2 separate regions of the Homo sapiens genome follow, and region 1 is linked to region 2. Evidence: read pairs that join two places in POLR2A ChIA-PET (ENCODE). Cell type or tissue: CD4-positive, alpha-beta T cell. All regions are shown on one strand. Links, peaks and the distances in the headings refer to the core of each region. The heading gives the core; the rest is flanking DNA.

Region 1 (15,182 bases), core at 5,841-9,840, 180 kb before region 2:
AATCATATTGTAGCAATGCTGAATTTCCTGAGTTTGATCATTGTAGTGGAATACAGTGAAAGAATATATGTGTTTTTATGGAATACACATGACATACACAACCTACCTTGAAATCATTCAGGAAAACTATGTATACACACACACACACACACACACACACACACACACACACAGAATGATAAAGCAAAGCAAATGTAGTAAAATGTTAACAAGTTGATAGACTGCATATGGGTTTTTTTTAATATGATTATTGCAACTTTTCTTTAAGTTTGAAATTCTTTCAAAGAAAATAAATGTCGAAAAGAAAGTGATGAGGAACTCCAAAAAAAATCATGGAAGGACTATTTAAATATCAGCAATTCAAATAAACATGAAAAAGTTCAACATCACTAACAACCCAAGTGGTGCAAAATGGTACGTTAAAAATCGAATCCCATTAACCTACTACAGAAAAGGATAATATAATATCCATTTTTGGTCATGGATCAGTGACACAGGAGCCCTTGTCCCTGCTAGTAATTGGACACTGTTTTTGAAAAACAATTTCAGACTTTAAAATGCTCTTATAAGGCCAAGTATGGTGGCTCACACCTGTAATCCCAATGCTTTATAAGGAGATCAAGGTGGGAGGATCATTTGAAGCCAGTAGTTGGAGACCAGCCTGGGCAATATAGCAAGATGCCATCTCTTTACAAAAAAAATTTTTTTTAGGGCCAGGTGCAGTGGTTCATGCCTGTAATCCCAGCACTTTGGGAGGCTGAGGCAGGCAGGTCACTGGAGCCCAGGAGTTTGAGACAGTCTGGACAACATGGAGAAACCCTGTCTCTACAAAAAAAAAAAAAAATTAGCCAGATGTGATGGCAAGCACCTTTAGTCCCAGCTATTCAAGGACCTGAAGTGGGAGGATCACTTGAGCTCAGGAGTTTGAGGCTGCAGTGAGCCATGATCATGTCACTGCATTCCAGCCTGGGTGACAGAGCGAGACTCTGTCTCATGAATAAACAAATAAAATATTCTTTTCCTTCTTCTTTTTGAGACAGGGTCTTGCTCTGTTGCCCAGGCTGGAGTCCAGTGGTATGTTAATGGCCCACGGCAGCTTTGACCTCCTGTGCTCAAGCAATCCTCCCACCTCAGCCTTTGGAGTAGCTGTGACTACAGGTGCACACCGCCACGCCTGGCTAATAAAATGCTCTTATACTTAGACCTCATAATGGAATTCTTAAAAATTTATCCTAAAGAAAAAAAAAATCAGAGATAGAGATAGAGATTTTATGGCTGGGTGCGGTGGCCCACGCCTCTAATCCCAGCACTTTGGGAGGTTGAGGCGGGCGGATCACGAGGTCAGGAGATTGAGACCATCCTGGCTAACACGGTGAAACCCCGTCTTTACTAAAAAATACAAAAAAAATAGCTAGGCATGGTGGCAGGCGCCTGTAGTCTCAGTTACTCGGGAGGCTGAGGCAGGAGAATGGCGTGAACCCGGGAGGTGGAGCTTGCTGTGAGCCGAGATCGCATCACTGCACTCCAGCCTGGGCGACAGGGCGAGACTCCGTCTCAAAAAAAAAAAAAAAAAAAGAAAAAGAAAAGAAAAATCTCTATGATGTAATTTACCAAGGAGAAAAACAGCATCATCTAAATGTCCCAAAATAGCATAATGGTTAAGTAGATGATAGTATACTTATACATGAAAAAAGCCAGTTTTTCATACAGACCCTCACCAAGAAGAAAATATAATAAGGAAAAAAATGTTCCTCTATATTAGCAACAAAATGGAGGGAAAATGCCCTAGAATAAAGTTAAGAATCCACGGTATGTACATAAATAAGAACATAATACTCTATTGGAATAACTCAAAGAAATATTTTAATAAATTTAAAGATAAATTTGGATAAGAAATCTCAAGGCTGGGTGTGGTGGCTCATACCTGTAATCCCAGCACTTCGGGAGGCTAAGGTGCACAGATCACTTGAGGCCAGGAGTTTGAGACCAGCCTGGACAAGATGATGAAACCCTGTCTCTACCAAAATTACAAAAATTAGCCAGGTGTGGTGGCACGTGCTCATAATCCCAGCTACTCGGGAGGCTGAGGCAGGAGAATTGCTTGGACCTGGGAGGCGGAAGTTGCAGTGAGCTGAGATCACCATCTGGGCAACAGAGCAAGACTCTGTCTCCAGAAAGACAAAACAAAACAAAACAAAACAAAAGAAAAAGAAAGAAAGCAAGAAAAGAAATCTCAAAAATGTAAACTTTTCAAGCCTTCTAAATTAATAAATTCAATGCAACCTCAATCACTAACAAGCTAATTCCAATTCACATAAACAATTATATATAAATTAATTCATATAGAAAACTTGTCTTGGAAAATGATCAGGAGGGGAAAACTAGTCCCACTAGATATCAACATGTATAAAAGTTACAGTGATAAAAAGTTTGGTACTGGTAAAGAATAAATAGATCAATCGTTGGTACAGAATAAAGTCTAGAACTAGACCCAAGGATATATGGCCATTTAATTTGTGATAAAGTTAATATGCTAATCGTTAATCTATTGTCCCCCCCGCTTCTGAAGTATGCCTCTATACTCAATTTGTGACATGGCTGAAACTCAAAACCCATTTCTACTTTGGCAGGTGACTCCCTGTAGACCGACCCACAGAGGGCGCAAGAGGGAGCGTGGAGGACCAGACGAGGGAAAAGATTCTTTTTTTCTCTCTCTCTTGGGAAAAGAGGGAAGAGCTTCTTGCTCCTTCCGGTTTGCTTCCTGTTCCTGTCCGCTTAGCCCCGCAGTGTTCATTGGGTGGTCCTATATCCTGGTTTCTCAACACTTTCAGAACTAGGCTCATTGTTTAGGATCTCAGTTCCAGAATGCCCTTTCTCAGACACCAAAATGAATTCCAAAGAGACCAAAGATTAAAATATAAAAAATAAAATATTATGGATTCTAGATGACAGGGGTAAGGAGGAATCTGGGAAAATGGCAGTTTGTTCTGTAACATCCATGATGCATCCCGACCCAGCCGCAGCCCAGCTGCTGTTCTCCTAAGCTAGGGAGCTGCTGAGGCTGAAAGGTGTGGGCAGTGCCAGTGGCTCGGGTGGGCACATACCAGACAGGAGTGGAACAGGAATTTTCACCTCTGTGCCAGAGGAGATCCTGGAAACAAGCCTCAAAAAGTCTTGAGGCAAGAAAAAGGAGGAATACTGTGGTATCTGGGAGTCAGTTTGAACAGGCCATGGCTACAGGGGGGCAGGGCTGTGGCTTCCATGTCAGTGTTGCCAAAAGAGCTAGAGGTCTGGGAGGAGTCTCCCTGTCCTCAAGGAGGAGCTGAGTTCTCTCTCCCCCAGCAGGGGATGTCCCAGGTGTTACCAGCCCTTCCAACTTGGGGCCTATTAAAGGATTGATAACTGGCCAGTGGCTCACACCCCTATCCCCATGGGCAGACTATGGTGTCTGCCCCTCTCTCAGGATAGCCGCTCCCTAAAGACCTCTAGCAGCTGGGAACCCAGCAGCCAGACACAAGAGCAAACAGAACCAGAGAAACATGTCTCCTAGTGTAATTGAACTGCTGGAGGAATCAGAACATGCCAAGGGCACTCAAGGAGCTCTAAGTCCAGTATACAAAAAAAAAAAAAAAAAAAAAAAGTCTCTCTGATAAGACAGCAGATTGAACACTTGCATATAGTGAAGTTAGCTAAGAAGAGAAGACACTATGCAATGCAGTTCAAGGGGAATTCGAGGGCAGACGAGGACTTTCTTTGGGGGGTGGGGGTGCAGATAAGAAAGGTTTAAAAGTGTTCAGAGAAGGAAACGCAGGGATTTGAATCCAACTCTAACTCCAAAGCCCACGCCCTTTTCTCTGGCAGCACTTTGCTAGGATCTGGTAGGGCCCAGAGACAAGTGAGAATAGAGCTTGCTCTCCTCGTATTTTAGAACAGAGACAGAGCAAGCAGGTGAAGGTCAGTTATCCCATTCTTCTCCCAGAAGGGCTTTCACTGCCCAACACAGCTCAGGTCCTCCTTTCACAAAACAAACTCTCAGATGGACTCTGGCTGGCAGAGGTATATCTCAGTCCTGTTCTTTAAGTCACTGAGTAAACAGCATTTTGGTAATTCCTACAGCAGCTTCGTAGAAGTACTAAAACTCTTCCCTACCCACACCCCATGTCCCTCAAGTCTGGCTGAAAGAAAACAGGAAAGATTTGAGGCCCTGGGGCCCTTGGCAAAAAGCCTATGTGTGGCAGAGGTTTGTCTGCAGCCTCCCTGACTTTCGCCACACCTACCTCGTAAGGACTTAACTGACTGTCTCAGGGTAAGACCCTGAAAAGAGAATTTGAGGTGTTGACTCTTTCTGACCCCCATCATCCCAATTACATACTTATCCACATAATAACAGCTCAGTGACAACTTCTTGTCATTATGGCTTTGAAAGCTTCTACTACGTCCCAGACAAGGACTCCTTTTTCTCCCCCCAGTACAACAATGTTTTTATCCAATGACATATGCTACAAGAATATTCTGACTTTCTGATTTCAGGCAAAGACACACTCACCAACTTATTACTTGACACAGCAAGTCCCAGTCAGAGAATACCATATGAAACAAATAGGAATTTGCAAGAATCCAAAACATAGGCTGCATCCCCAGCCCACCGCCATGGTCACCTACAAGCTAGTACTGATCAGATGTGGTGAGAGCACGTGGAACCTGGAGAATCACTTCAGCAGCTGGTACAATGCCAATCTAATCCTGGTAGGCCACAAGGAGGCAAAGCGCGGCAGGCAGGCTCTGCGAGATGCTGGCTATGAGTTTGACACCTGCTTCCTCTCAGTGCAGAAGAGAGCGATCGGATCCTCTGGACAGTGCTAGATGCCATTGATCAGATGCGGCTGCCAGTAGTGAGGACTTGGTGCCTCAAGGAGTGGCATTACGGGAGTCTGGCTGGCCTCAATAAAGCAGAAACTTCTGCGAAGCATGGTGAGGCCCAGGTGAAGATCTGGAGGCACTCCTGTGATGTGCCACCACCTCCGATGGAGCCCGACCATCATTTGTAGAGCAACATCAGTAAGGGTTGCAGGTATGCAGACCTCACTGAAGATCAGCTATCCTCCGGTGAGAGTCTGAAGGAAATAGTTCCTCAGATCAAGGAGGGGAAATGGGTACTGACTGCAGCCCATGGCAACAGCCTTCGGGGCATTGTCAAGCATCTGGAGGGTCTCTCTGAAGAGGCTATCATGGAGCTGAACCTGCCGACTGGTATTCCCATCGTCTATGAATTGGACAAGAACTTGAAGCCCATCAAGCCCATGCAGTTCCTGGGGGATGAAGTGACTCTGTGTAAAGCCATGGAAGCTGTGGCTGCCCAGAGCAAGGCTAAGAAGCGAAGGCCAGCAGGCATGCTACTGTCCCCCGGAACACCCTCCCTGGCCATCCCTTCCTCTGCCCCTGCCCCCTGCACATGTCACACTGACCACATCTGTAGGCATCTTATGTTGTAGCTGCAGATGGGGACCAGTGGCTCACATTTTCGTTTTAGCCATTTGTCTCCTGCACCCACTCCCTTCATACAGTCTAGTCAGAATAGCAGTTCTAGGTCACAGGTTCTCAGTCCAAGCTGAGGAAAAGATTCCCTTGTCCAAGAGAGTTGAAAGGTAGTGACTTGGGTTTTTGCCAGTGTTTTCTTTACTAAGGATTTGTGGAGAGGAACCATGCTAAGCCATGACCAATGAGGAGAAGCAAGAGCACCTATCTGGCCCCAGGAGCCAGTTCTCTGCTCTTCTGCAGTCAGGCCACTGCCTGGGGGCTCTAGTCATTCCAGTGGAAGATGAATGTAACCTGCATGATGATGTGACAAACAACATTTCCTCCCCAACCCCAGAAGAGCTGGCTCTAGAAGGTTGGGATCAATCCTGAATTTAGTTTATGTGTTACATTTACTTTTACCGAAAAAAAAAGTATAGTATATGTAAATAATACTAAACAGTAACCTTTCTGGTGTTTCTTGTAGTGATTGAAATAGTCCCACATGTGGTCATCAGAATATAAGCCATTCCTCATACCAAGATGAGATAAGCTCTGAGGGGTAGGAGTGCCTCCTGCTGTGTGTTTTAGAATCCTTCACCTGCCTTGTTTCATGGTGGTGAAATGCCTCTTCGTCCTGTCCAAGTATGTCTTTCACGGATTGATTTCTGAATCATGTTCTAGTTGCTTGGCCCTGCCACAAGGGCCTAGTGTTCATTTAAGCATAACTGTACTAAATCCTTTTTCTGCGCATGCCTGTAATCCCAGCTACTGGGGAGGCCGAGGCAGGAGAATCGTTTGAACCCAGGAGGCGGAGGTTGCAGTGAGCCAAGATTGCGCCATTGCCCTCCAGCTTGGGCAACAGGAGCGAAACTCCATCTTCCAAAAAAATAAAAAATAAAGGAGTGATGTGCAATACAATTTTTTAAAAAAGAATCCCAAACATATTGGCATGCAAGGGGGATGAAGAGATAGGTAGCATCTTCTGTGATATGTCAGTGGGCTGTGCACGTGCACTATTTTTTACATTATTTGAAGCACTCACGTACTTAGTTTTTATTTTGCCCTAAAAGTATTTTTTGTGCTATGATTTTATTTGTGGTGCCCTTTGAGTGCAAGATGATTATGAAGCCTCAAAATGTTGAAAAATTGTTGAAGAAAATAGTACAGAAAGAAGACTGCACCTGCCAAAGAATGACCTCTCCGATCTCTTCTCTACCAGCCCACTCACATCTTTCTTCCTCCCTTGAGAGTAAAATATGCTCCACTATAGTATCTTTCACATATAAATGCCTTCTACCTATGTACTTCTACCTAATAACTTTCTAATTATTGTTTCTTACATAAACTTGCTTTCATTGTTCAGTCAATAGATTTTTCTATGTGTGAATATTGAGGATATCATTGGTCAGAATGAAATGCATCATAGGTTTCCCATTAAAATAAATGGAAATATTTTTCCATCTAATGATTTATTTTCCCCTGAGCAGCAAGGTTTTTCAGGAAAGAATTGACATCTTTAAGCAAAGGATAGGTGTTTTATATGTTTTGTATATGCGATGCTCCCTACAGAGTAAAAGTGAAGTCACATTGCCCCCATGGAGCTCATGGCTACTATTTCAGGAATGAATTGAAGTGCCTGGAAAACTTAAGTCCCTGGGATGACTAGACATGTCCCTATTCCTTGCTGCAGGTAGGAAGACAGCATTCTCAACATGTTGTATTTGTGATCAGAGGGACCAAGATTTGGCCTCTCACCACTAAGAGGAAATGACCTAGAGACCTATGGACTATGCCCCATGAAGTCAAGTTAACATAAGGGAAAAGGTGTGTATCAGCAAGGATTAGGCTTAACTGCAAATAATAGAGTCTCACAGAAGCACTGTTTAAACCAGATGGCAGTTTATTTCTCTGTCCTGTGTAGAGACTGAAGCATAGGCAATCTGGGACTGTGGTAGGAGCTCTATTCCTTCAAGTCCTCAGGGTCTCAAACTCCTTCTAGCTTACTTCTTAATCATCCCTACAGTGTGGTCCGTATTACCTCACAGTCTAAGAAGGCAGCAAGAGCTCCAGCTCCACAGCACATTCCAAGCAGTAGGATAGAAAGAGTGACAAGGAGGAAGGGATGCAAAGGCCATATACCAGCTGTCCTCTAAGAAAGGTTTCTAGAAGCTACCATACTTTAATTCTGCTTGTAACTTATTAGCCTGAACTTATTCATGTGGCCACAGAAGATGCAGTTCACTGCAGAAGATGCTGAAAAATAAAGCCTTAATTCTGGGCGGCCATGTTTCTTAGTCAGCTTGGGCTGACTATAGGCTTAAACAACAGACACTTATTTCTCACCGTTCTGGAGGCCTGGGAAGTCCAAGATCAAAGTGCCAGCTGTTTCCGTTTCTGGTGAGGGCTCTCTTCCTGGCTTGTAGATTTTGAGCTTCTTGCTGCATGCCTTTCCTGGGTGTGCAGGTGTGGGAGGAGAAAGGGAAAGCATGATCTTGATCAGAGAGAAAGAGCGCGATCAGCTCATTCTTTGCCCTTAAGTCTCACTCAGGTTCTGATGAAGTGGACAATATAATTGTAATTGGGATTATGGGTACTATTTCCTTATGCGCATCTGAAATAATAAATTATGCATTTATATGTGGACTTAGATTCTTTGGCTGTTTCCAGACAACAAGAACGTTTCATCTTTTGTGACATACTCCCAAAAGGTATGACAATAAAATCTTCACTTTTATATCTCTGAGAAGATGAGATGTTTTTACAATTGTTATCACAATTCTCTATCCTAGGAAATGGGCTTTCTAAGATCTCACTGTGTGTTGTGCTTTATCCAACATGCAGCCAGATGACCCATGGCCTTAGAGATATGGCAGTATGCTGGTTTCATCCCCTGTTCTGCAAGCTAAGCATCAACAGCTATGACATATATTTGCACATTCGTGTTTCAACTCAGGCCCCAAAGCATCATTGCAGAATTCACACATTATTAATTTCCTAAAGTCTAAACATGTAACAAATTCCAATGAGAGAAATAGTGCAGGTACCCATGGAAAGATACAGGCCGTCATGACGCAGACAGGGATGCACGACCAACACTCAATAGCTAAAGTAGCCAGAATTCTCAGAAAACCTGCATACAACTAAGAACTGCCTTTCCTCATAACTCTGTCAGCCCTTTGAGAGACAAACTGCCTCTTTGCAGCTGATCAGTGCACCCAAGGACAAACAGAGACCATCTGGAGGTTTTTTTTGTTTTGTTTTGTTTTGTTTTTTGAGATGGAGTTTCACTCTTGTTGCCCAGGCCAGAGTGCAACGGCGTGATCTCAGCTCACCGCAACCTCTATCTCCTGGGTTCGAGAGATTCTCCTGCCTCAGCCTCCCTAGCAGCTGCGATTACAGGCGCATGCCACCACACCCAGCTAATTTTGTATTTTTAGTAAAAACAGGGTTTCTCCTTGTTGGTCAGGCTGGTCTGGAACTCCTGACCTCAGGTGATCTACCCGCCTCGGCCTCCCAAAGTGCTGGGATTACAGGCATCAGCCACTGTGCCCGGCCAGGTTTTGTTTTTGTATACTCTGCCTTTACCTTTGTCCAAGGAGACGATCTATGCAATCCTTGTCTTCTCCATACACAAGTAAATCTTCAGCTGTACTCTAAATATCTGAGTTACTGTCCTCCTCATAATGTTGCTATTGTAATAGCATAAAAAACACTTTGGAACAGAATCGATTTCACCACTAGTAAAACACTTGCATTCCTTTACTTCAGCAACCTTCACAAATAGTCTTCAAAGTGCACATTATGGCTCAACTGAATCTTCTGGTAGAAAATCCCGTTATAAGAGACAGCTGGGCCTGAGGCTTCAATTAACCCCATTTCACCAAACTCACTGGGTAAGGGAGCTATAGGAACTACCAAGTGGTGGTTTTTGCTTGGATCACACAACTATCATCTGCATGAACCACTCTCATATTTTTTTTATTGCTGTGACAGTTAACCTGAACGATACAACTCCAGCAAAAACCCTGCAACACTGGGCCAGACAGCCACAGGCCCACATAATACACACGGTGGTACAAATCAACACCATCCATTTCAAAATACTGAGGATTGAGAAGAGGTTGACTCATCCCACAGGTGTTGAATGTCTGTCGTTATGGTCCACCAGCCTTACTAAGGGCTCCTATTCTATCTAGATTTACCATCCAGATTTAGTTTTAAAAGTCCCTAACCCTAAAGTACCTCATTGATCTCTCCCAAATCCTCACCGCTAAGGGAACACAAAGTTCTCACCAAAAGTTTCCAGTGACTTCACCTTCCTGGACTGTAACAGGGATACTTGGGGGGCCAACCTCTGTTTCTCTTGGATGATCGCAGGTTTTAATGTCCAAGTGACAGGCCCTGGAAAGTGCTGGGCCCTCCAAAATTCTTCTGTGGGCTGACCACACCTCGGGATTTGACCTGTGGGGCAGGGAGACACTATGTTGCAACTGTAGGTGCGAGACAACGGCCCTGGGCCTATGTGCATCTGGGCTGGGGGACCCTGGCACATGAGCACTGACAGCAACCTGCTGCTGCTTTTTACCAGAGCAGTTGACACACCTTGCTTGTGTGTTCTGTTTTTAACCATTCTGAACTGAATGAAATTTAAGAATTTTTTAATAGCCACCGTCATCCTTGTTTAAATTAGTTTTAGGAAGTAGCTTTATAGTTTTACAGGATTTTTTTTTTAGACTCAGAGGAAGTCAAGCATCAAAGCATTTTTTTTTTTTAAGACTAACAGGATTTCAGATACATAATGAGAAAGTCACTTTATTTTCTGGCTAAAATTTTCAGACAGTTTAAAGGAAAACTTTTCATTTTGTGGGTTAGTTACATTGGAAACTGAGGCTTGGGAGGTTATCAGGTCTCCAGGGTCTTTTATTTTATTTGTTTGCTTCTACACAGAGATTAGTCATAGGAAGAAACTTAATTATTATTATTTTTTTTTTTTTGAGATGGAGTCTTGCTCTGTCGCCCAGGCTGGAGTGCAGTGGTGCAATCTCGGCTCACTGCAAGCTCCGCCTCCTTGGGTTCATGCCATTCTCCTTCCTCAGCCTCCCGAGTAGCTGGGATTACAGGCATCTGCCACCATACCCAGCTAATTTTTTGTATTTTTAGTAGAGACGGGGTTTCACCGTGTTAGTCAGGATGGTCTCGATCTCCTGGCCTCGTGATCCACCCACCTCGGCCTCCCAAAGTGGAAACTTAATTTTTTAAACAATTTTTCATCTTGCTAAGATGCGTAGTCTTGTTACATTACATCTGGGGCCAAAGTAGACAGTCCAAGGCATGTAGGCTGCACTGCTCCCCAAGAAGACTTGGGTGCCCCATTCTTTCTTCCTGCTCCACCTTACCCTATAGTGTTGTCCTCATGCAAATGATTAAATCCGGCTCACCACTTCCCTTCAAACCGTCCAGCCCAAAGAAAGGGGGACAGAGAAAGAATGGATAGTTTTTCCTAAGGACTTGACTTGGAAGTTGAACGCATTGTTTTTGCAAACATCTCATTACCCAGAAGTTAGTCATATGGCCTTACCCAGATGCAAAGGATTGCAGGAGATATCATATCTGTCTGTGAGGTCATGTGCTCAGCTAAAATGTAGAGGGTTTTATTGGTGAAATGAGGAAGTGAAAAATGGATATTGAAAGATTAGTGGTCTCTGCCACAATGACATTTGTTTCATGGATGATTGGTGGATCATGGCTAGTGGTTAACTTGGTGATTGGGAGTGCTTAGGGGAAGGGGTATGATTAGTTTTGGGGGAATTGATTACTTTGGAGGATGTAATGGTTTCTAGGGGTTTAATTAGGTTTAGGGCTGTGTGTTAGTCCATTTTGCATTGCCATAAAGGAATATCTGAGACTGGGTAATCTATTTTCAAAAAGAGATTTATTTGCCTTGTGGTTCTACAGGCTGTACAAGTTTGGTACCAGCATCTGCTCAGCTTCTGGTGAGGCCTCAGGAAGTTTCCACTCATGGCAGAAGACAAAGGGGGACAGGCGTGTCACCTGGCAGGACAGGGAGTGAGAGAGAGGGGATGGAGGTGTCAGGCTCTTTAAACCAGCTCTCACGTGAACTGACACAGTGAGAACTCACTCATTACCATGGGGATGGCATGAAGCCGTTCATAAGGGATCTGCCCCTATGACCCAAACACCTCCCACTAGGCCCCACCTCCAACATTGGTGATCACATTTCAACCTGGGATTTGGAAAGGACAAAACATCCAAACCATATCAGGCTGATTAGGCTTGAGGAAGGGAAAACTGTTGAGTCTGGATTGAAAGTCATTGTATTAATAGGTAGTGAGGCTGATTACATGATTATATGAGGATTTTAATAATATATATAACTCCTGGATTAATACCAAAATACAACAGAAAGGGTTCAGATATAGTAAGTTTGGTGATTCTGAGATATGACTTTTTGCTTTGCCAAATACTAAAACTTCTATGTAGAAATTAGTTAAGTATAACCAATGAGTTTTGTTTTTTTTTTAATAAAAGTGTCCAATTCTCCTCCTTCTCCTTGTGCACTGTACTGCAGGGCCAATATTCATTCCATTTAAGGCCCATTTGGTCTCCTGGAAAGCTGGCCACAAATAGCTTTCAATAACACCTCTGGGCATACACCAAAGAAGTAAATCTGACTCTAAGTAAAATCTTGTAGCTTGCCAATATTTTCACCAGTTAGGAATTATAGGAATTCAGCCATAGAATTTGAACATAAATTGAAGTCTCCTTTTAGCCATTTTTTGTTTTTAGTAGAGACCAAGATCCCATTCATTGCCAAACGTTTTCATAGGCATGAATGCTTGTGTTTGATCCAGGAATAATAAATGATTGACTGTTACCCAGCAGCAGGGTGGGGTGGGATTCCTGGCACTTTTTTTTTTTTTAAGCAAAGGAAAAACAACTGAGCAGACATTTGCTCTTTCAACAGCGTTTTGTGAAAATGTAAATTAAAGAGACTAGTCTTTTTAAAATTATTTCCATAATCACAAATACGACTGTGGAAAGTCAAGACAATGCTGTTTTAAGTCAATATAAGTTATCTGACCTAGACGTCGCCATTAGGACTGTCAACTAACAAGGCATCTGTAGTTTGCTAACTTTTTTATCTTAATGAATTCTGAATTCAAATGTTTTCTTTTTAAATATAAATATTTGCTTTCGCTAAAGGTAAGTTGAAATTCTTGAGTGTTGACTTGAGTACGTACAGAAAAGATCAGTTTCACTGCCAGTAGCTGGGAAATCCATGGTTGGAATTCAAAAACAGCCAATGTATTATACATCATTACATTTCATTGTACACATTCCTATAATATAGAATAAAATTTAAAATTATTTTTGAATAAAACCTTGATTATAGGAATCACAAGAGAAAAGTTTGCCTCATTTAAGAAGTGCTCTAAACTAATAGCTCTCAAACATTTTGCCCTGCAGGTTAGCAAAAATGAAAAGACTAATCAGACCTAATATTGCTAAGTGTAGAAGAAAATAAGTAGAGTCATGCGTTGTTTAGACTGAGATGCATTCTGAGAAATGCGTCATTAGACGATTTCATCATTGTGGGAACATCACAGACTGGACTTGCACGAACCTAGCCTAATATATACCTAAGCTATATGGCATGGCCTATGGCTGCTAAGCTAGAAACCTGTCCAGTGTGTTACTGTACTGGACACTGTAGGCAATTGTAACACAATGGTAAGTATTTGTGTATCTAAACATAGAAAAGGTACAGTAAAAATATGGAATCATAAACTATGGACCATTGTCATATATGCAGACCACACATCATTGACCAAAACATACATACTGACCAAAATATCATTGTGCAGTGCATGACTATACACTTATACTTGGTGCTAATGTAAACTGGGCCAATTTTTAAAATATAATGCTATAATGTTAGATAGATATATAAGAAAAGTAGACTGAATAAGGAAAACTCAATCATATCCCAAGAAAGAAAACTAAGAGCCTAAAGGCCAAATAGTCCTCGGTTTTACAAGTTGAATCACCATGCATTTAATATTTTTTTAAATTTTTTATTATTTATTTATGTATTTATTTGTTTGTTTGTTTGTTTGTTTTCAGATAGAGTCTCACTCTGTCTCTCAAGCTGGAGTGCAATGGCGCGATCTCAGCTCACTGCAACCTCTGCCACGCAGGTTCAAGTGATTCTCCTGCCTCAGCCTCCCAGGTGGCTGGGATTACAGGCACTCGCCATCACGCCTGGCTAATTTTTTGTATTTTTGTAGAGATGAGGTTTCACCATGTTGGTCAGGCTGGTCTTGAACTCCTGACTTCAGGTGATCTGCCTGCCTCGGCCTCCCAAAGTGCTGGGATTACAGGCATAAGTCACCGTGCCTGGCTACCATGCATTTAATATGAACTTGCCAGATTCAGCAAATAAGAATACAGGTTGCTCAAATTTAATTTCAATTTCAGATAAACAATACTTTTTTTTTTGAGGCGGAATCTCGCTCTGTCACCCAGGCTGGAGTGCGGTGGCACGATCTTGGCTCACTGCAACCTCTGCTTCCCAGGTTCAAGTGATTCTCCTGCCTCAGCCTCCCGAGTACCTGGGACTACAGGCGCCCACCACCATGCCCAGCTAATTTTTGTAATTTTAGTAGAGACGGGGTTTCACCATATTGGCCAGGCTGATCTCAAATTCCTGACCTTGTAATCCACCCACCTCGGCCTCCCAAAGTGCTAGGATTACAAGAGTGAGCCACCGCTCCCGGCCAAACAATACTTTTTTTAGTATAAGCATGTCTATATACTTTGTGTCATAGCTATAGTTTAAAAAGTATTCATTGTTTATCTGAAATTCAGATTTTACTAAGCATCCTGTGTTTTATCTGGCAACTCTAATTTAACATAAAACAATAATGATTACAAGATAGGAAAGTTTTATCTTAGATTGTTGGTAAAATTCCTGCCCCAAATCTCTTCTTTCACATCCTTTACCCAGGGTATGATTTTCCAACTGTTGTCCTAGAAATTCCCTGGCTAATCTTGTTATTTTATCCTTATCCTTAGATCCATCTTACAATGTCCTCCAGTATCTCTTACTCATTTTTTTTCTTTCTTTTTCAGTCATAATTCTTTTCATTTTCAAGTTGCTGTTAATAGTTCCACGTACATTCAAGAGACAATCCTCTTACCCATCTCAAAACTAGGCATTACTCAATTTTCCTGGAGGAGGGTAAGAAGAAGCCAAATCCAGAACAGAGAGTACAAATAATTAACAGGCTTAATCTTTGGAGTGTCTCAACTGCAAAGGAGTAATTGTTTTCCTACCTACTCTTGTTGCTTTTACAGGTGAGCAGACAGGCTGGAACAGACAGGCAAGGAAAAGACTGTTGAAAAGATTGTTCCAAGAACATGAAATTTAACTGCAGTCCGATTTGTACAAATTCCATTTATCTTGGTTTCGAACTACCCCTCTCTACCACTCGGATCTTTGGAAGCTTAAATGGCTAGTTACAATTAAAAAAAAAATACAATCAAATGAAAAAACTCTACAGGAATTTAGACACTGACTTGAGAGTTAATTACACTACAGACTTATTGTGAAATGTTTGGGGGCCTAAGAATGGTATTGTGGT
Region 2 (15,129 bases), core at 11,130-15,129:
GCGAATGAGAAAAAAAATGAATGACAAAATCAGGGTGGGTTGAGCTCCTCAGGGTGAGGAGAGATAACAGGTGGATGCTGATGGAAACAGCATCAAGGACAACAAGACAAGAACCTGTCCTCCCAAGTCTGACAGGGCCAGGTACAGTAGATGTGTTTCAACCACATGGTTCTTTCTTCCTTGGCAATGGGTGCAGCCAGGGCTGTGACACTGGTGGTGCTGAGGCAGGTACACATGGGCACGCAGTGCCCCTGCAGCTGAGTGCACCTAGCCCCCTGCTCAGCTAGGCCGCTTGCTACCTAACTTATCTCAAATGGGCCCAATCAGTCCCTCCTGGACACAGTAAACAGGCCTGCCTCATTCCACATTCAGTCCTGCCTCAGTTTATCGAAAGTGGTGGGTGAGCTGAGGGCACCCTCTACTCACATGAAGGTCTTGTGCATCTTCACAGTTGCCTACATTGTCCCTCTTAAGCCCCCAAACCAGTTTAACGTAGTCCTATCTGATCATTTAATGTCTTTTTAGGTACTGCTCAGACTCTCCTGAATAAAAACTGCTCAGTCTCTCAGATAGCAACCCCTCTCCTGCTTATCTACCTGAGATGGATCTGGATATATCAGGGGAAGGGGACTTCATAGCAGCAGGAAAAAGTTGCAACCCTTGAGGAAGTGCTCCTCTAGCTTCTTAAGATCTCCAGGCCAATGTTCCTTTGCCCCTGTTTGCTGCTTACTCTGCTGGCAACCATGGTCCAGCTCTGTGCTAGTATAACTCCAGGGTCTCTCTCAGCCTGGAGATAGCCTGAGTGGTACCCTCTGGCAGAATAAATTGCACCATCTTCCCCTGGCACTATTTTTTCTGAGTGTGGTTGTGATACCTATTGCACCCCTCAGATGCATGCAACAGAAACCCTTCATAGTCTCTGTGCCAAGGGCTTCCCTGTTGCACATAGGGAATGCCCCACATCTTGACCTCCAGGGTCAGACATCTCCATAAAGTCTCACTGATGTCTCTTTCAAAATAACCTGTCCACGGCCAGGCACAGTGGCTCACATCTGTAATCCCAGCACTCTGGGAGGCCAAGGTGGGTGGATCGCTTGAGCTCAGGAGTTCAAGACCAGCCTGGGCATCATGGTGAAACCTCATCTCTACAAAAAACACAAAAATTAGCCAAGAGTGGTGGCACATGCTTGTGGTCCCAGCTACTTGGGAGGGTGAGGTGGGAGGATGCAGTGAGCCACTGCATCAGAGCGACAGAGCCAGACCTTGTCTTAAAGAAAAAAAAAAAAAATCTGGCCAGGCACAGTGGCTCATGCCTATAACCCCAGCAATTTGGGAGGCTGAGGCGGGCAGATCACCTGAGATCAGGAGTTGGAGACCAGTCTGGTCAACATAGCGAAACCCTGTCTCTACTAAAAATACAAAAACTTAGCTGGGTGTCATGGTGGGCGCCTGTAATCCCAGCTACTCAGGCTGAGGCACAAGAATCGCTTGAACCTGGGAGGCGGAGGCTGCAATGAGCTGAGATCGTGCCACTGCACTCCAGCCTGGGTGACAGAGTGCAAAACAACAACAACAACAAATGTCCACTTAATGTCTACATTTCTTTTCCTATTATCTAGTTCTAGTCTTACCAGGCTATGTCCAGGCTCAGCAAGAAAGAATGCCATGATGAATTTAATGATGTCTGCTATGGATAGATGATAAAGGAATCAAGCCATGAATAACGTATTTGCTGATGTAATCTTTTTCCTCAAATCCATCAATATAAATTAATCTGCCCTCTTTATTTGTATCTACTGAAATCCTACTCATCATCCAAGACTAGATCATAGAGCTCATCCTGCTCTGATTTAACCCTATTTATTATTTGGCTATTTAATATTGGTATTAGTTTATAAATGTTAATAGTAAATGGAACTTATTTTTGATACTTGAAGTGGCTTGAAGAATGGTGGTATCATTAACACATAGTATGACTCATTTTAAGGAACACATGAATGGCTAATTATAGAAGGTATCTGGTCCTCTGGCTATCAGAAAAGAGATCTAAGAGTTCTCTAAATGTAGTATTAATGAACTCTTTCGGCAAAAAAAAAAAAAAAAAAAAACCAATTTGCTTAAACCAAAGAAAAGAGCATTAAGGCTGGTCATTACACCTCAACAGTAACAGGAACATGAGATCATTTGATATGATTCTGCATGCAGTACTGCTCTATCACATGACACATTGTATTATAGTTGGCCGTATGCAGCCCCAGATTCCCTTTTCTCTGCAGATCAGTGACTCTTTTTGGAAAGAGGTTCATGCTCTATCATACAATAATATTAAGAAGATTACCAACAATCTAAAATGCTTCCTTCAACTGAGGTTTTGAGAAATCACAGAGAGGCAACAACATTTTTCTTGACTTTACTGTATATACAATGGAGGCTCATTATAATAAAAACACAATTTCACCCACTCAAATATAAACTCCAAGGGAGCAAGGACATTGTCTAGTGTTTTCATTACTGTATCTCCAGTGCCTGACTCAGAGTAGGTAATCTATATATATTTTACTACTGAACAGTTACTACTTAATCAATATTAGATGAAGATAATATAATACACAGAACAAAAGTTTAATATTTCTATTCTACAACCTGTCTTTTGAAAGAGGCAGTCATCTTTATTCCAGATTCTTCCTTTCCTACTGTGTCTTTTGTGCAGTGAGAACAAAATTAAGCATGCGATCAAAATGGATCATAGACATAAAAGACCTAAATGTAAAAGCTGAAATCATAAAACTTTTAGATATAGGAGAAAATGTAGGAAAAAAATCTTTGTGACCTGGTGTAAGGGAAGATTTCTTATGCAGGATACAAAAAACACTAGCCATACAAGAAAAAAGCAAAACATTAGACTTCACCAAAATTTAAAACTTCTGCTCCTCAAAAGACACTATAAAGAAAATAAAAAGGCAAGCCACCAATTAGGGGAAAATATTTTTAATTCATATACTCACAAAGGACTTGTATCCAGAATATATAAAGAACTCTTAAAACTCAGTAACAAGAAGCCAAACATTCCAGTTTTTTAAATGGGCAAATACTTTGAATAGATTTCACCAAATATGAGATACTGGTGACAAGAAAGCACATAAAAAGATGCTCAATGTCATTAAACATTAGGAAAATGCAAATTAAAACCACAATGAGGCAGCACTACACACCTACTAGATTTTTTTTTTTTTTTTTTTTTTTTAAGAAACTGACAATACTAAGGCCGGCACGGTGGCTCATGCCTATAATCCCAGCACTTTGGGAGGCCGAGGTGGGCAGATCACAAGGTCAGATCGAGATCATCCTGGCTAACATGGTGAAACCCCGTCTCTACTAAAAATAAAAAAATTAGCCAGGTATGGGGACGGGTACCTGTAGTCCCAGCTACTCAGGAGGCTGAGGCAGGAGAATGGCGTGAACCCAGGAGGTGGAGTTTGCAGTGAGCCGAGATCATGCCACTGCACTCCAGCCTGGGCAACAGAGCGAAACTCTGTCTCATAAAAAAAAAAAAAAAGAAAGAAAGAAGAAACTGACAATACTAAGTGCTGACAAGGATGCAAAGCAACTGGAACTCTCATATAATGCTGGTAAGTGGAAAATGGTACAGACTCTTTGGAAAACAGTATGGCACTTCTCTTTTTTAAAAATTTATCTTATTTTATGAATAAATCAGTAACTTTTTTTTTTTTTTTTGAGACAGGGTCATGCTTTGTTACCCAGGCTGGAGTGCAGAAGCAAGATCATGGCTCACTGCAACCTCCGCCTCCTACACTCAGATGATCCTACCACCTCAGCTTCCCGAGTAGCTGGGACTACAGGCCTGGGCCACCACACCCAACTAATTTTTGTATTTTTTGTAGAGATGGGGTTTCACCATGTTGTCCAAGCTGGTCTCAAACTCCTGGACTCAAGCAGTCTGCCTGCTTTGGCCTCCCAAAGTGCTGGGATTACAGGCATGAGCCACTGCACCAAACTGGCAGTCTTTTATTTATCAAGTAAAACATTCACTTACAACAGGATCTAAGATTTCACTTCTAGGCATTTATCTTAAAAAAATGCAAACATATGTCCACAAAGACTTAAATGTGAGTGTTCATAGCAGCTTCCAAAAAAGTGGAAAACAGCCCAAATATCCATCATCAGATGAATGAATAAACAAACTGCTGTATGTCCATACAATGAATTATTGCTCAGCAATAAAAATGGACTTCTTTTTTTTTTTTTTTTGAGACAGAGTCTTGCTTTGTTGTCAGGCTGGAGTGCAGTGGCGCCATCTTGGCTCATTGCAATCTGTCTCCTGAGTTCAAGAGATCCTCCTGCCTCAGCCTCCTGAGTAGCTGGGACTACTGGTGTGCACCACCACGCCTGGCTAGTTTTTGTATTTTTAGTCAAGACAGGATTTCACCATGTTGGCCAGGCTGGCCTCAAACTCCTGACCTCCCATGATCTGCCCACCTCGGCATCCCAAAGTGCTGGGATTATAGGAGTGAGCCATCGTGCCTGGCCAAACTATTAATATACATAAAAACATGAATAAATATCAAAAACAGTGTGCTGAGTTAAAGAAGCCAAATGCAGAATACATACTCTGTGACTCCATTTACATGAAACTCTACAAAACAAATCTACAGTGATAGAAACCAGATCAGTGTGGATTGCAATGAGTGAGGAGTAAATGCAAAGGGTAATAAGGAAATTTGGGGGCAGTGGTGGGGTGGTGACAGAGATGTTCTACATCTTGACTGGGAAGATGATTACACAGGTATATACATCTGCTAAAACTCACTGAATTGTACATTTTAAATGGGTACATCTTCCTGTATATAAATTATATTTCAATAAAGTTGAAAAAAGTATTTTGAAACAGTTATTTAAAAGTATTTTTTGTTATCAATAGTAGCTGGCCAACAAATCATTATAGAGATTAAGCAGCCCATTAGTAATATAAGGTTATCCTTGCTCCATTAGCCTTCTGAAACATACCGGAAGAATGAGTTCTCTGTCCAGTGGAAATGGAGGTTAATTTGTTATCCAATCCACAGGAGTTAAAGAGTGTGAATATGCACACTTCTCATCATTAGCTTAAGTCGAATTTTTAAAAATCAGACCAAGTGCTAAGAATTGAAATTAACTTTTTCCCAAAAGGATAATGCTTCAAAAGATCTCCATTGTGGGAAAACAAAACACTTCACTTCTTTTTTCTTCTTCTTCTTTTTATTTTATTTTATTTTCAAGACAGGGTCTCACTCTGTCTCCCAGGCTGAGTGTGGTGGCATGATCATGGCTCACTACAGCCTCAACCTCCTAGCCTCAAGCCGTCCTCCCACCTCAGCCTCCTGAGTAAAAAAAGGAAGTCCCTCTTCCTCCCCTCCTCTCTCTCCTTTCTCAATCTCTCTTATCAGAGTTAATGTCTGTCATCAGTCTGATGAGTTTTTTCTTTTCTCTTTTCTTTTTTTTTTTTTTTTTTTGAGATGGAGTCTCACTCTGTTGCCCAAACTGGAGTGCAGTGGCAAGATCTTGACTCACTGCAATCTCCATCTCCCAGGTTCAAGCGATTCTCCTGCCTCAGCCTCCCAAGCAGCTAGGATAACAGGCATACACCACCACACTCGGCTAATTTTTGTATTTTTAGTAGAGACAGGGTTTCGCCATGTTGGCCAGGCTGGTCTCGAACTCCTGACCTCAGGTGATCTGCCTGCCTTGGCCTCTCAAAGTGCTGGGATTACAGGCGTGAGCCATCGCGCCCAGTCTGATGTGTTTTCTTCCAGGCAATTTCTATATATCTCATTCTTGTTTTAAAAAATGCATGCATGTGAGATATAAATAGGATTGTATTATTCATATTATTATGTAACTTGCTTTTTATGGGCTGTGATTTTCTGTTTCTTTTGTATCTTCTTGTCATGCCTGATTAAAACTGTACACATGAAAATCTTGCCAAAGGTGAAGTCTAGGAATAGGGAGGGACTCCGTTAATCTCACTATTATATAGCCCATTAATTACTCATAATAGGATGGATTTAGGCTCTCATTCAGCTGAACAATGAGGATCCTAAAGAATGCTAACACAAGGTTAGCCTGAAAAGTTCTAAGAGATAGGGAGAAGGTTCTTAAACAGGGAAATCTCAGGACGAAAACAATGTTCCAAGAAGAATAAAATGGCAACAGTATATATAATATAGAACAGAATTAGACAGCAAGGAGACTAGTTAAGTGGCTAATACAGAATAGTAAATTAGAAGAAATGAGATTCTGGATTACAGTGGTGGCCAGTAGAATGGAGAGAAGCTTTCATTGAATTCTAACAAGGCAGACTTGTAGAGTGGAAGAAACAAAAGATTTGAACTAGAAGAGCTAGATTTGAATCCCAGCTCTGAAATTTACTAGCTGTGTGACCTCTGGCAAGACACTTCTTCCGTATCTCAGCTTCCCTTTCAATAAAAGGAACACCTTGAAATATCAGAGCCTTTAACTTTTTTTTTTTAACAGCAGAACTGTTTTTTTTTTTCCGTTAAAAAGAAAATCTTCAAGGAAGCCAGTACGTTTAATTTGTAAAACAAATAAAAGCAAGATTGTTCTGGTTGAAGCATAGGTAAAAGGGCTCAGAGCCCCAGCTAGCCTTCATTTCACCCTTCTCAGCCACTTCTGAGGCATCCTTCAGAAATCTCCAGAGGGCTGAGGAACAAAGTTTGAGAAATCTCTAAAGACTTTACTATCAACTCTATTATCAATTACTTGAGGGGGTAAAATTGACAGAGGTGCCTAGAAAAATAATAATGAATTTAATAGTGCCACAGAATCATATGACAGAAAAAGGGCGAATTGACTTTTCCTAAATCTGCCTGCTTCTCCTTGCAGGTTGAACCCAATTTAATGTCTAAAACCTCATCCGACCCTTGTGCAAACGGTCATCTAACCTCTATATGAACAATATGGCCAAAATTTACTGCCTAACAATTCAGTTCATTCCACTTTGGGGTCCTCAAATGAGTCAAAATTTCCTTATCAAGCCAAAATTTGTCCTCCATCACTAAATAAAAGTTCTTAATCTATCTTCTGGAACTAAACCAGTAAATCTAATTGCTCCTTCATCATGACAGTCCTTCAATTGTCTGAGGAGAGCTATCATGTCTGCCTTATTTCCTTGTATTCTCCCTTGCTCTTGCTCTGGCATGACATGAATATACCATGGAGGCAGCCTGCTCCTGTTTTGGATCAAGTTGAATTTTTTTTTTCAACAGAATCTCACACTGATCTCGGCTCACTGCAACCTCTGCCTCAGGTTCAAGTGATTCTCCTGCCTCAGCTGGGATGACAGGCATGTGCCAACATGCCTGGATAATTTTTTGTATTTTTGGTAGAGATGGGGGGTTTTACCATGTTGACCAGGCTGGTCTCAAACTCCTGACCTCAAGTGATCTGCCTGCCTCGGCCTCCCAAAGTGCTGGGATTACAGGTGTGAGCCACCACACCCAGTCAGAGTCAGTATTTTAAAGCATCTAAGTGCAAGTAGGTTTTCATTTATTTGTGGCTTTAAGGAAACTTAATTTAATCAAGCCAGATGATCCTCCTTTAAAAAATGACTAGCTTTGATAACTAAGTGTAAATAGAACCCAAATTCATTATTTGGTTGTTTTTGTTTTTTTGGGGTTTTTTGTTTGTTTGTTTGTTTGTTTGAGACAGGGTCTTGCTCTGTCACCCAAGCTGAAGTGCAGTGGCACAATCATGGCTCACTGCAGCATCGACCTCCCAGGCTCAAGTGATTCTCTCACCTGAGCCTCCCAAGTAGCCGAGACTACGGGAGTGCACCACCACACCTGGCTAATTTCTGTATTCTTTTTTGTAGAGACAGGGTTTTGTCATGTTACCCAGGCAGGTCTTGAACTCCTGGACTCAAGCACTCCATCTGCCTCATGTTCCCAAAGTGCTGGGATTACAGGCATGAGCCATGCACCTGGCCCTAAAAATATTCTTTTCTTACTGAACATTAGCTGCTTCCAGTGTACTAGAAGTAGATTGCCAAACCTTTTGGCCCAAAGCAAATTGTAAAGACATTTAGCTAGGGATGCAAAAACATCTAAGACTCAAGGTCCAGTGAAGCAGGCATAAATAACATAATAAATAAAGAGAAGCATCCTGATTCCAAAACTTGCATCTAACAACCAACTCCCAGGGAAATGTAGTTCTCATGATTACAAATTCAATTATCACCAAAATGACATGAAATATCAATGCTAGAAGGAAAGCTTCATTCATCATTCCTTATCCTACCCACCCCATAAATCTACTACCAGGTCTGTGAAATCAGGATCTGTGGCTTGGGCCTCAGTCTCTGCCAGTCTGGGTAGTTTTGGGGATGGGGAAAAGGAAGTATGGCTGAGTCCCTAAGGAGAAAGCAAGCCAGCATAATCACAGTCCATGATGCTTGTGGGAGCACTGAGCCTGTACAGTTTCCTGTGCTCCAGTTGTCTTGGTAACCTGAGGCCTCCTTATTTGTGTTGGCATCATGGGGCCAAAAGCGGAAGCAAAGCTGGAACACCAGGAAGACTTGCAGGAGAAAAAAATGTAGATAATGCAGCAGTTATGCCACAGGAGGGTCAAGCCTAGGGCAGAATTACCTGGTTGGGGGTGGGAAGGTAGTGTCTTGTAAAAATCAGATCTCTGGGTTCTACCTTCAGCGTTTCTGATTCAGTAGGTCTAGGATAAGCTCAGGAACCTGCAATTTTAAGAAGCTACCACCTACCAAGTAAGTCAAAGACCACACTTTTAAAATTCCAGCTACAAATCAGCAGTTGGGAAGAGAAAGTATAACCATTTAATCAATTTCAAAAAGCTGATATTCTAGTACAGTAATTCTATACACTGGAGTAGAGGGTATATTTTGTCTTCCAGGAACATTTGGCAGGATTTGGAGACATTTTGGTTGTCACATCTGAGATAATATCATTGGCATCTACTGAGCAGATGCTAAGCATCCTACGATGCACAGGACAGCCCCCCACAACAAAGGATTATCCTCCAAAATGTTAACAGTGTCACTGAGAAACTCTATTCATGAGGATATTCTGCTCTCCCAACAATGGCCCCCCACCCCGCCCATCAGCCCCAATCCATTGGAAATCAGTGCTACACAGTTTAGGTCACAATGCAGAGACTTATGCGAGATCCCCTGAAAAACTTTTGAGACCCCAGAAATCTTTTTTAAAATGGTGAATTTCATTAAAGAGATAGAAAAGGAGAAGATTAGAACTGACAATAAAGGAAAGTAAGTATGGGCAACAAGGGTGAACCAAAAAAGGGATCAAAGGAGGCTGAGGCGCTGAGTGACAGCAGCGGGAAATCAATGCTGCCCCTCAGTGGACGCAGCCCATTTGTAAAGAGATGATAAACCCATGAAAAATAACAGGCACAAAAAATGAAAAAAAAAAAAAAGGAAAAATGAATAAAGGAACTGTGTAGAAATAGCTTTAGGATTCATCAAGTGTAGATCTGGATGAAAAAAGGACATTAGAGATTCTTCTACAAAAGGATGCTTAAATAAAAATTCTCCAGCAAAGACGACAGGACTTCTAGAAGGAGATCAATAATTATATCAGAAAGGAAAAAAATTTTAAGTATTTACAACCCTCTACTCCTAATCACCCCCAAGATAGGTGGGTCCAGAAAAATGCACCTTGGTTTTACTGAGGAGAGATCATGAGAGGGAAGGGAAAGTGGAGAAGCAATTTCAGTTTCATAGCAAAGAATTCTTTTTTTTTTTTTTTTTTTTTTTTTTTTTTTTTGGAGACAGGGTCTCCCTCTGTCACCCAGGCTGGAGTGCAGTGCAGTGATGCAATCTCGGCTCACTGGAGCCTCAGCCTCCCAGGTTCCAGTGATTCTCCCATCCCAGCCTCCAGAGTAGCTGGGATTACAGGAACGCGCCACCACACCCAGCTAATTTTTGTATTTTTAGAGACAGGGTTTCACCATGTTGGCCAGGCTGGTCTCAAACTCCTGGTCTCAAGCAATCTGCCTGCCTCGGCCTCCCCAAATGTTGGGATTACAGGTGTGAGCCACTGTGCCCAGTCCATCATCTATTGTCTGTAATAATTTAGAAATCTGGCACCAGGATTATGAAATTCACTATACAGTGTGTGGCATAACACCAAGCTTAAATGGTCACTCAGTGGACTTCACAATAATGGCCACTTTATGCTTCTGGATGCAAAACGTTGGGAGAGTTTGAAGTGGATATGAATTTGAGAATGCGTTTTCTTGTAGGAAAAGTAATGGAAACATAAGCATCTTTTTCTAATCACAGGAAAGGTTAAGGCTTTGGTGAAAGCAAGCATAACTGAGTTTAAAAACAGTCTAGAATAAGAAAAGGGTAATAGAAGAGGAAGGAAGGCAGAAGTGGACCATGCAGAATAAACAATCAAGCCTAGCTTTTTTAAAAACCTGAGGTCTTACTAAAGAGAAAGGAGGAAAAACGGAAGATTTCAACATAAGAGTGTTAAAGGTGGAAAAGAGCCAGAAAGGACTGTGGGCTTAAAAAAAAAAAATCAGTGAAGCAGTAGTGGTGTATGTTGGCAAAGAGAAGTGTAGAGTTGAGAGGAGGGAGAGAATTTATAGTAGAGGAAGTCGGTGTGAAGTTTTCCTCTCAAGATGCCCAGCAGAGCAAAGAAGGAATGAAGGCAAAGGCCACTGGGAATAGAGTAGGGCTGGGGCTAAAACAGCACGGGAGAGTGCAACAGGGCCCAAAGTAAGACATTTTCTTTTCTTTTCTTTTTTTTTTCATTAATTGACCCAGATTTGCTTGTTTGGGACCAAAGGCAATGCAGAGTTTAGGGATCTTTATAATTTATAAAGTAATCACCTTTGGCCCAACATAACACAGATCATAAGGATCATGGCAGAATTCGTCTCTGAGACAAGTACAAAATACCATTTTAGAGTTGATTTTAGAAGAGAAGTCAGACTAATAAATTGCTGTGTTGTAGAAATACTATGGTGAATTAAACAGCTTTAACTTTTTCTATCAGCCACAGGATAAATACAGAAACTGTATAATTACATACACATCCACAGAAGATAGTAGCCTCATATGCTAAAATTGTGAGTTGTTTGTCTGTATACTGTAGTCCAAAGCTCCCATTCCAAGAAATGTTTTATTTGGTTCAAAATATAAAGGGCAGGTTAGAGGGCTACACAGAAAAAAGGCTAAAAATAAAGACAGTAAAATGAGGGAGAGGAAAAGTGGAAGTGCAGCACTACTGATCCAGAAAAACTGAGGCATCAGCCACAAAGAATTCAATCAAGTCAGTGAGGGGCAAATGGCACAAAAGCCAAACAAGAAAAAGGCTGAATACCATATTACCAATCTGAGAGCCTCACTTTTGGTTTTAAGTCAAATATTGAATTAGATTGTGCAACTTTTCTATTTTTATTTTTTTATTTTTAAAAATCCACCAAAATTACTTAAATCATTTGACAGAGTCATACAATTTTAAATGACTATAAAAATGTGCAGATCAGTGCCAAATTTTTTGGCAAAGGCTGAATGGCAGACAGTAATCCAAGACGCAGACAACCTTGCTTTTAAGCCATCCGTTACACAGAGACCAGCAGGCTCCCTTCTACCTGTGAGACCAAATAATCCCAAAATGTAACCAAATAATCATAACTCCCCCTACTCCTAAAACCTACCCTTCACCCTTCACTGTCTACGTCAGCCTCTGGACAGACCTGATGCCTGGGGTTTGGCCATTTCCGCCTTCCCACCCTGTGTTGGTCTCCCTCCTCCCTCCTCAGGTCCCTCAGTTCTCCCAGGCCTAACTTGGCGTGCTTCCTTCCTCTCTCACCCCAATCAATCCGGCTCTCCTTCCCTTTCTGGGTTACGCCACCTGCCCGACTCCCGGTTTCCCCCTCGGGGGCCCCTCCTTGCCCTGGGGTCTGCTCTCGGCCCGCCAAGTTCTCCCAGGGGATCCCTCCCCACCTGCCTCCATACAGTCAGACTGTGTTCAGTGTCCGTTTCGCGCCCGTAGCGACACCACGACAGAAGCCCACTAAGTGACCCTCTGCTCCCAGAAACCCTCCTGGCTCCTCCAGACCCTCCGGGGCTCTGGCCCGCAGCTCCCCTCTCCCTCCGGCGGCGGGGGTCGGCTGTGACTCACCAGAGGGCCAGCGGCCGGGGTTGGGGTGGGGGGGCCGGAATGCTCTCACTTCCTCTCCGCGCACCTGCCCCGAGGCTGGAGCGCCGCCCGGCCGGGCCTCCGGCGGATGTTTTCCTTGTTCCCAAGCGTGTAGTGCGCGCCAGCCGCCCCCTCCGGGACCTGCGCGCCAGCCACCGCGCCCCCAGGACCCAGCGGGCCTGGTCCTCACCACTCACCCCCTCCCCAGCAGGCACGCATGCGGGCTCGACCCACACCTCTGCACCGCCCCCCAACTTCTGGGAGAGGACTCCTGGCTCAGCCCAGCCTCTAGCTTTCCAGAAGCCCCTATATGCCTACCTCATCTTCGTTATAGGCGATGAACCTTCACTTCTGTCCCCGTTTCCGCACACGCACCAATCCCCACTGGCGATCCCTTCCCCTTCGGCATCACCCCCACCTTCATGCGCCCCAGCTCCCCACTCACATCCGCCCCCTATTGGGCTGGCTCTAGCTTGCAAGAGCAGAAGGTGGCCCAGGGCCCAGCCTTCCAGGATGTCCCCTGGACCCCCTCTCTGGGAAAGGCGGCAGAGCTACTGGCCACTGACAAGACCTTTGGGCCCTCGTGCTAGACAGGCCTTCGAATCCACCTGCTCCAGCCCAGAGAGCAGGCCCAGGCCGTGCCTCCCACACCGCAGCCGACCTCAGAGCACCCTGCCTCAACTGTGAGTTTTTTCTTGGCAATCCTCTGAAACGGAAAGGGTATCAGTCCTGACTAGGGCGAACGTGAGGTCCATTCTGCATCTCCATCCACCTTAGCTGTCTCCTTGGAAAAGGACAGCAAGGGAGTTTGAGGTGCACTGACACAGTCATTTCTGAACAGTGAAGAGATGACAGGTAGGGTGGTCCCCCTTGAAAAGTCAGCCAGAAGTAGCTGTATCTGATGCACTAGGTGGCAGGGAGTGAGTCTTGGAGTAAATGGGACTGAAAACGTAGAAAAACCAAATAAATGCCAAAGAGACTATCCCTATGGAGAATACCTAGAACATGGGTCTTTGAAGTGTGGAAAAATGAAAGAAATCCAATTTGACCAGGGCCTTTAGTGCCAAAGAGATGGCTAGCAGGAGAGTGGTGAGAAAGGAGAACTGGAGAGTTCACATGAGCGGAAATAGGAAGAAATGGATCCAAATCCAAGTGAGAAAAAGCAGGAGACTTAAAGTTAGCCTGGCAGGATGATGAGAAAAGGACATCTTGTCCTAGGGTAGAGGCGAGGGTGCAGATCTGGGGGAAGAAGGCTTATTGGGAACAGTTTCTCAAACTAGACATTCAGAAGTCAATACAAGGGCCAAAACCAAAATGTTCCTGGAGGTACCTGTTTTTGAAAGAGGTGGGAAAGGTGACATGGATTAGGGGTCTCCATCCCCCAGGCCACAGGCCAGTACCAGTCTGTGGCCTGTTAGGAAGCGGGAGCACAAAGCAGGAGGTGGGCGGCAGGCGAGTGAGCATTACCGCCTGAGCTCCTCCTCCTGGCAGATCAGCAGAGGCATTAGATTCTCACAGGAGTGCAAACCCCACTGTGAACTCCGCATGCAAGGGATCTAGATTGCACACTCCTTATGAGAATCTAATGCCTGATGATCTGAGATGAAACAGTTTCATCCCAAAATCATCTCCCCGCTGCTATCCCCCTCCATCCACTGGTGGAAAAATTGTTTTCCACAAAACCGGTCCCTGGTACCAAAAAGGTTGGGGACTGCTGACAAGGAGTATGAGTGTGAAAGGTGCAGAGGTCTATGCCAGGAGACAGCCATCCCCAATAGAAGCCCTCAGCTATGCACAAACTGCTTAATGTCATTCAAAGAAAATAATGTCGCCCATTTTGCCTCAGAGCTTTAGCCCCAATCACAGCAACTGCTATTTCCTGACGCTTACGCACCAGAGATGGTGATAAGAGCACTGCACGCATTATCTCAGTAATCCTCATAACAGCCCAATGAGTTGGCATTACTATCCCCAATTTATAGATGAGGAAACAGGCTCAGAGAGGTGAAGTAATCTGACCAGGTTACATAGCTAAGTGGAGTCAGGATCTGAATCCAAGAAGACTGTCTCTACAGCCCATGCTCTCAATAATCCATCCTGGGCTCCTCCAGAACCTGTGGGAAACTCAGAGGATGCCAAATGATAAATTCCTAAAAACCTCACTCCATTATATATGGGAGGAAAGAGAGGACACCTCTGTGAACCTGGAGTGATTCATCCCATCAGGGCACTTAGAGATGCTCCTCTTTGAAAGGGGAAAGAACCATCCCCAGATGTGGGGTGATCCCACATCTGCTGTATGTTTGAAGGTGATAAGCAATGGACAGTTCACCTCTGGAATGCCTGAGGAAAAGAGACCCTCCCCACCATCTCTGAGGGGCAGCCCTATTTCTTGGATACATTAGGGAAACCCTGCCCTAGGATCTGAGGGAAACACAGTCTCCACTCCAGGTGCCTGCTCACTCTCCTGGAGCTTCTGGCCGTCGCACCCTATTGCAGCTCCTGGGTTTGGCTGGGGCACAGGATTAACCATCCCCAGGAAATGCCTCCCTCCGGTCCAGGCAGGGATCCCAGCATACACACCCCTGGTGGTGGCAGTGGGGGAGAAAGGGGGAAGGTGGAATGCTTCCTTCTCTCCAGGTCAGGGAAGAGATCTGGGGACCACCTGGGGGCCCTCGCCCCTCCTGCCTCCTTGCTGGGGAAGTGCCCAGTCCAGTGCCCCCTCCATGGCCACCTCCCTCCCTCTAGCTGTGCCGGGGCATGAATCAGCTCTCACAGCTTGTTAAAGCTAGACCTCTTGTTTTCATGCCCTCACCTCAGGAAACAGAGTTACAACTTTTCCAGCTCTACTCAGCAGGGGGCCAGGGTCCTCACTTTATAAACATCCCCAGCCTGTGAGAGCAGAGGGCAGGGAGAT

The links. ChIA-PET counts read pairs that join two places held together with the same protein. Peaks named below come from ENCODE experiments on the same cell type or tissue, not always from the same donor. Only the 100,000 strongest peaks of a DNase experiment are listed, where the experiment ranks them.
Region 1: POLR2A ChIA-PET joins it to region 2 with 6 read pairs; 2 of 35 experiments call an interaction of 5 or more read pairs at or near these places.

What each region holds. Positions count from the first base shown.
Region 1 is chr9:35,933,403-35,948,584 of GRCh38, reverse strand. It overlaps the pseudogene PGAM1P2. Among named protein-coding and RNA genes, the nearest start is that of OR2S2, 17 kb to the left of the region's middle. In CD4-positive, alpha-beta T cell, for the core only: no CTCF peak of the experiment used is centred there; a DNase peak (open chromatin) is centred at 7,894; H3K4me3 peaks cover 424 bases.
Region 2 is chr9:35,754,263-35,769,391 of GRCh38, reverse strand. It overlaps RGP1 (RGP1 partner of RAB6A GEF complex), which reads right to left. Exons shown (of 9, transcript NM_001080496.3): 9 at 10,807-15,129. MSMP (microseminoprotein, prostate associated) reads left to right here and starts at 15,116. Exons shown (of 3, transcript NM_001044264.3): 1 at 15,116-15,129. RefSeq lists a silencer at 12,076-12,395. In CD4-positive, alpha-beta T cell, for the core only: a CTCF peak has its summit at 12,695 (motif pointing left); DNase peaks (open chromatin) are centred at 11,851 and 12,641; H3K4me3 peaks cover 1,732 bases; H3K27ac peaks cover 1,583 bases.